Regions from separate parts of the Homo sapiens genome. Here region 2 is linked to region 1. Evidence: read pairs that join two places in POLR2A ChIA-PET (ENCODE). Cell type or tissue: K562. All regions are shown on one strand. Links, peaks and the distances in the headings refer to the core of each region. The heading gives the core; the rest is flanking DNA. Region 1 overlaps HNRNPR (heterogeneous nuclear ribonucleoprotein R). Region 2 overlaps ASAP3 (ArfGAP with SH3 domain, ankyrin repeat and PH domain 3).

What was found. ChIA-PET counts read pairs that join two places held together with the same protein. Peaks named below come from ENCODE experiments on the same cell type or tissue, not always from the same donor. Only the 100,000 strongest peaks of a DNase experiment are listed, where the experiment ranks them.
Region 2: POLR2A ChIA-PET joins it to region 1 with 5 read pairs; 4 of 35 experiments call an interaction of 5 or more read pairs at or near these places.

What each region holds. Positions count from the first base shown.
Region 1 is chr1:23,327,447-23,330,356 of GRCh38, forward strand. The region is part of intron 5 of HNRNPR (heterogeneous nuclear ribonucleoprotein R); the gene reads right to left. Among named protein-coding and RNA genes, the nearest start is that of HNRNPR, 15 kb to the right of the region's middle. In K562, for the core only: no CTCF peak of the experiment used is centred there; no DNase peak of the experiment used is centred there.
Region 2 is chr1:23,442,525-23,445,434 of GRCh38, forward strand. It overlaps ASAP3 (ArfGAP with SH3 domain, ankyrin repeat and PH domain 3), which reads right to left. Exons shown (of 25, transcript NM_017707.4): 6 at 1-88. Among named protein-coding and RNA genes, the nearest start is that of TCEA3, 19 kb to the left of the region's middle. RefSeq lists a silencer at 1,672-1,966. In K562, for the core only: no CTCF peak of the experiment used is centred there; a DNase peak (open chromatin) is centred at 1,788.

The sequences.
Region 1 (2,910 bases), core at 312-2,811:
GGAGGCCAAGGTGGGCAGATCACTTTAAGTCAGGAGTTTGAGACCAGCCTGGCCAATATGGTGAAACCCTGTCTGTAACTAAAAATACAAAAAATTAGTCAGGCATGGTGGCACAAGCCTGTAATCCCAGCTACTCTGGAGGCTTAGGCAGAAGAATCACTTGAACCAGGAAGGTGGAGGTTGCAGTGAGCGGAGATCACGCCACTGCACTCCAGCCTATGCAACAGAGTGAGACTCTGTCTTAAATAAATAAATAAATAAATAAATAAATAGTGATTATATGATTTTAAGAGGTATTAAATGTTAAGAAGAAGGAAAAAACAGAAAAAGGGGCTAAATGATGGGGCTGAGTTTTCACTAGGAGGGCTTCCCTACAGGGGTAAATTTGAGCTGAGATCTAAGAGAAAATTAAGTAAAAACCTGAGGAAGGTGAGGGGGCAGTGTCTCATGCCTATAATCCCAGCATTTTGGGAGGCCAAGGCAGAAGTATCACTTGAGGCCAGCCAGGAGTTCTAGACCAGCCTGAGAAACACAGCAAGACTCTGTCTCAAAAAAAAAAAAAAAAAAGAAAAGAAAAAAGAAGTCTGAAGAAAGAGCATTCCAAGTTGATGGAACAGGTACAAAAGGCCATGAGATGTGAGATGGGAGTACACTCAACATATCTGAAGAACAGCACACAGGCCAATGGCTAGAATGAAAGTGACAGTGGTGGGAAAACAGAGAACGGGGCCAGAGTAAGTTAAACCATGGTTAGGCATTTCTGCTCCCAGATGTGTTGGGAAGCCATCAGAGAGTTTAGAGCAGAAAAATGACTGGGTATGACTTATGTTCTAAAAGGTACATTTCAGCGATTGGGTAGAAAATGGATTGTATGGAGAAATAGGCTGACTGGTCAGGTGAACAGGGCAATCTGGGAAAGAGATGAAAAGTGGCTTGGTATAGTAGGGTGATAGCTATGAAGGTGGTAAGAATGTGAGCAACAGTGAGTTTTCGGTTATACTGGATTCAAATCTACATTTTAGTTACCTTGAGCAAGTTTCGTTTTTTGTTGTTGTTGTTGTTGCTGTTTTTGAGATGGAGTCTTGCTCTGTCGCCCAGGCCGGAGTGCAGTGGCGCCATCTCGGCTTACTGCAACCTCCACCTCCCAGATTCAAGCAATTCTCCTGTGTTGGCTTCCTGAGTAGCTGGGACTACAGGCATGTGCCACCACGCCTGACTAATTTTTGTATTTTTAGGAGAGATGGGGTTTCAACATGTTGGCCAGGCTGGTCTCGAACTCCTGACCTCAAGTGATCTGCCAGCCTCAGCCTTCCAAAGTTTTGGGATTACAGGCGTGAGCCACCGCACCCGGCCAAGTTTCTTAAGCAATGAGTCTCAACTTCCTAGTGTGGGTTGGGCATGGTGACTCACACTTGTAAACCCAACTCTCGAGGAGGCCAAGGCAGGAGGATTGCTTGAGCCCAGGAGTTTGAGACCAGGCTGAGCAACAAAGCGAGACCCTGCCTCTATAAAAAAATTTAAAAAATTGGCTCAGTGTGGTGCCATGTACCTGTAATCCCAGTTACTTGGGAAGCTAAGGCAGGAGGTTCCCCTAAACCCAGGAGTTTGAGGTTGCAGTGAGCTACGATTGTGCCACTGTACTCCAGCCTGGGCAAGAGTGAGATCTTGTTTTTATAAATAAATAAATATAGAAGAAACATCAACAAATCTGTGGCCAATAAAGTCCCCAATACTATAGTCACGTGAGTCCATGAAGAAACAGACCACGAATCGAAAACACTGGTTTATCTAAGAAACAGGAAATATCTTCATTTCAAGATCAATTTAACTTAGGACCTAAAAAGAATTTAAAAGGCTAAAGTTTTCAAAAACTAATTCAGCACTGTTCCTTTTAAAGTTTTTAAGCTCAATTTTTAATTAACTAAAATGAAATAGGAATACTTTCCTTTTATTAACTTTTTAGTCTCTGAGTCATTCTGGATCCATGTGAGCCCTTTCAGAGCAAGCACTCAGTCATCTTCAGGTAACCCTCCTCCCTTTTCAGAACCAACAGAATCTACTGAATACCACAGTAACATTTCTTTCTTCACTCACTGGCCATGAAGACCCAGAAAAAGTTTTAGCTGTCTACAATTTATCCATCAAGTACTTCAACAGTAATAAAGGAAGTAACCAAGTCATTCAACAGTCTTTTCTTTTTTTGAGACAAGGTACTTGCTCCGTCACCCAGGCTGGAATACAGTGGCACAATAACAGCTCACTGTAGTGACCTCCAGACTCAACTGATCTTTCCACCTCAGCCTCCCAAGTAGCTAGGGCCATAGCTGTGCGCATGCCACCATGCCTGGCTAATTTTTTATTTTTTATAGAGACAGGGTCTCCTTATGTTAGCCAGGTTGGTCTCAAACACCTGGGTTCAAATGATTCTCCTGCCTCAGCCTCCTGAAATGCTAGGATTACAAGCATGAGCCACCACACCCAGCCAACAGAGTCTTTTGGGTATCTATTAGGATTCTTATATTATCTAGCTCCTATTTACATTTGCTATCTTGCAAATATATCAGTTTCTCATACATAATACAATTCAGGTGCCACAAAGTCATATACTTTAGGGCTCTGTTAAATACACTGGGGTTCTGTGACACCACCATGAATAAACCAAAGAATGAGATCTCAATCTACCATTTCTTTTCATTACTCTGCAAAACATCAGTGGTAGGCTCTGCAAACAGATAAGAATTTATTATACACAGTCATGACCTCCAAGAATACTGCTTACATTAATGGAAACGAGTACAAACAGAACTTGGCCAGGCGAGGTTGCTCACTCCTGTAATCCCAGCACTTTGGGAGGCCGAGGCGGGTGGATCATGAGGTCAAGAGTTTGAGACCAGCCTGGCCAACATGGTG
Region 2 (2,910 bases), core at 311-2,810, 120 kb after region 1:
GCGCCGCTCTCTCTGCATGTCCTGGGCCACCTCCCCAGGGATCCCTCCTGTCACCCTGGCCCGATCGCGCTCCTTCTCCAGCTTGGCCCTAGACCCCAAGGAAAGAGAAGCCTGAACAAGTCTCACCAGCCCCTATATCCTCTTCTGCCAAGGATGCATGAGCAAAGGGGCCACATGGTGCAGGAGGCCCTCCTGTGCCAGCTGTGTGGTGGGGCTGGGTACAATGAACAAGACAGTTTAGGGAATCCACAGAGTGGTGGGGGAGAAAGACATGAATCAAATCACAGCCACGCAGAGAACTATGGGAGAGAAAATGGGGATCCAACCTCGTTGGGGCTAGTTGGGAAGTGATGTCTGAGCTGGGATCTGAAGCCTGAGAAGCTTGGAGGAAGCTACTGCTGGGCAAGAGGGATGGACCATGTGATGGCCCCAAGGCAGGAGCGAGTGCCAAGATGGAGAGGGCTGGTGCCAGCTAAGGTAAGGAGGTGCCAGACCATGCAGGGTCTAATTCACACCATGTTAATATATTCTTGGTCTTTATCCCAAGAGTAATGGGAAGGATTTGAAGGTGTTTATTCAGGGGGATGAAGGACTCAAACAAGGGCCAAGTGAGATTTGGGGCAAACAGTTCTGATTTTCCTGGAAAGGATTTAAGAACACAGGTGCCTTCAATCTTTTTTATTTGTATTAATTTTATAGATTCAGGGGGTACAAGTGCAGTTTTGTTTCGTGGATATACTGTGCAGTGGTGAAGCCTGGGCTTTTAGAGTACCCATCACCCGAATAGTGTACATGGTACCCAATAGGTAATTTTTCATCTCTCACCTATCCTCCCACCTTTTGAAGTCTCCAATGTCTACTATTCTGCTCTGTCTGTCCACATGTACCCATTGCTTACCCCCCTACTTATAAGGGAGAAAGAACATGCAGTGTTTGACTTTCTGTTTCTGAGTTATTTCAAAGTGCTTTCATTCTTCTGAGCCCATGGAGCTTCATACTTAAAGCTCAGAAAACCTTTGTTCTTTTATTTTCTTTTTCTTTCTTTTTCTTTTTTTTAGTGCAGTGGTGCGATCTCAGCTCACTGCAACCTCCACCTCCCAGGTTCAAGCCATTCTCATGCCTCAGCCTCCTGAGTAGCTGGGATTACAGGTGCCCACCTCCATGCCCAGCTAATCTTTTTTTTTTTTTTTCAGACGGAGTCTCGCTCTGTTGCCCAGGCTGGAGTGCAGTGGTACGATCTTGGCTCACTGCAACGGCATGATCTTGGCTCACTGCAACCTCGGCCTCCTGGGTTCAAGCGATTCTCCTGCCTCAGCCTCCCGAGTAGGTGGGAGTACAGGTGGGTGTCACCATGCCTGGCTAATTTTTTTGTATTTTTAGTAGAGATGGGGTTTCACCGTGTTAGCCAGGATGGTCTTGATCTCCTGACCTCAGGTGATCCACCCACCTCAGCCTCCCAAAGTGCTGGGATTACAGGCATGAGCCACCGTGCCTGGCCAACACCCAGCTAACTTTTGTATTTTTAGTAGAGACGGAGTTTCACCATGTTGGCCAGGCTGGTCTTTGAACTCGGGCCTCAAGTGATCTGTCCACCTCAGCCTCTGAAAGTGCTGAAATTACAGGCATGAGCCACCACGCCCCACCGTGCTCTTCTCTTTTTAAGTGGAGACAGAAAGCGCTTCCCATCCTTGTAGCTAAGAGTAACTGGGGCCTTCCCCCTCAGAGGTTGGCTGTTTTCCCTCTTTGGGGATGGGTGGATCTGTGTGTAAATGGTTTCCTGGAAATCCCACGCCCAGCAGACTACCCACTCACAGCCAGGAGAGTATTTCCACATCTCAGGCTGGGTGCATGTGACTCCAAATCCCATGTAAAGGAAAGGGCTTGCTTAATAGTTCTGCTCTCAAGTGGGGGCCAGCCCTGAGCAGAGAAGACAAAGACAGAGTGGGATTAATACAAACTCTGCTGCTTGCTGGCTGCATTTATTCCCCTCTCTGAGCCTTGGTCTCCTCATCTGGAAAACGGAGATTCTTATCTGTACCCAGATGAGGCACAGCATGGAAAAGACTCAGCACATAGAAGACACATGGCAGCTTTTACTGTAGGCCCCTCAAGGCCTCTGTTTTCCCATCTGTAAATGGAGGAAGCAATGGTCTACGGTAAGTTCTCAGGTCCCTTCTGACTCTAAAGTTCTGGGCCCTCCTGAGTAGGTAAGACCTCTGGGATAGTGTTCATATACAGAATCTGTCCCTGGGGACCTGTAGAGCAGTTTCTCAACCATGGAACTGATAACATTTTTGGCCAGATGATTCTTTGTTATGGGGGGCTGCCTGGTGGTTTGTATGTTTAGCAGCCTCCCTGACCTCCACCCACTAGCTGCCAGTAGCATCCCCCCAGCTGTGACAACCAGAAATGTCTCCAGACATTGCAGGCTCTGTAGGCTTTTTTTTTTTTTTTTAATTTTAAAGAGGGGGTTATTTTTTATTTCCTTAAGCTTTCTGATACCCCAAGCAAGAGTTTGTAAAGAGTGGTAGAAGTAGGGTAGGAACTGATCCTGTGAACCAGGCCTGAGGGTCAGGACAGACTTCTTTGTGAATCTGAAAAAAAGCAGCAGAGAGGGGAGGTGATGGCTGGGCCTGCAGCATCTCAGCAGCAGTGCCTGGCAGCTTGCTATGGAATTAGGGAGGGCTGGGCGTGGAAGCTTATGCTTGTAATCCCAGCACTTTGTGAGGCCAAGGTGAGAGGATTGCTTGAGCCCAGAAGTTCGAAACCAGCTCGGGCATCATGGTGAAACCCTGTCTCTACAGAAAAATTTAAAAATGATCCAGGCATGGTGGTGTGTGCCTATAGTCCCAGCTACTCAAAAGGTTGAGGTAGGAGGATCCCTTGAGCCCAAGAAGTCAAGGCTGCAGT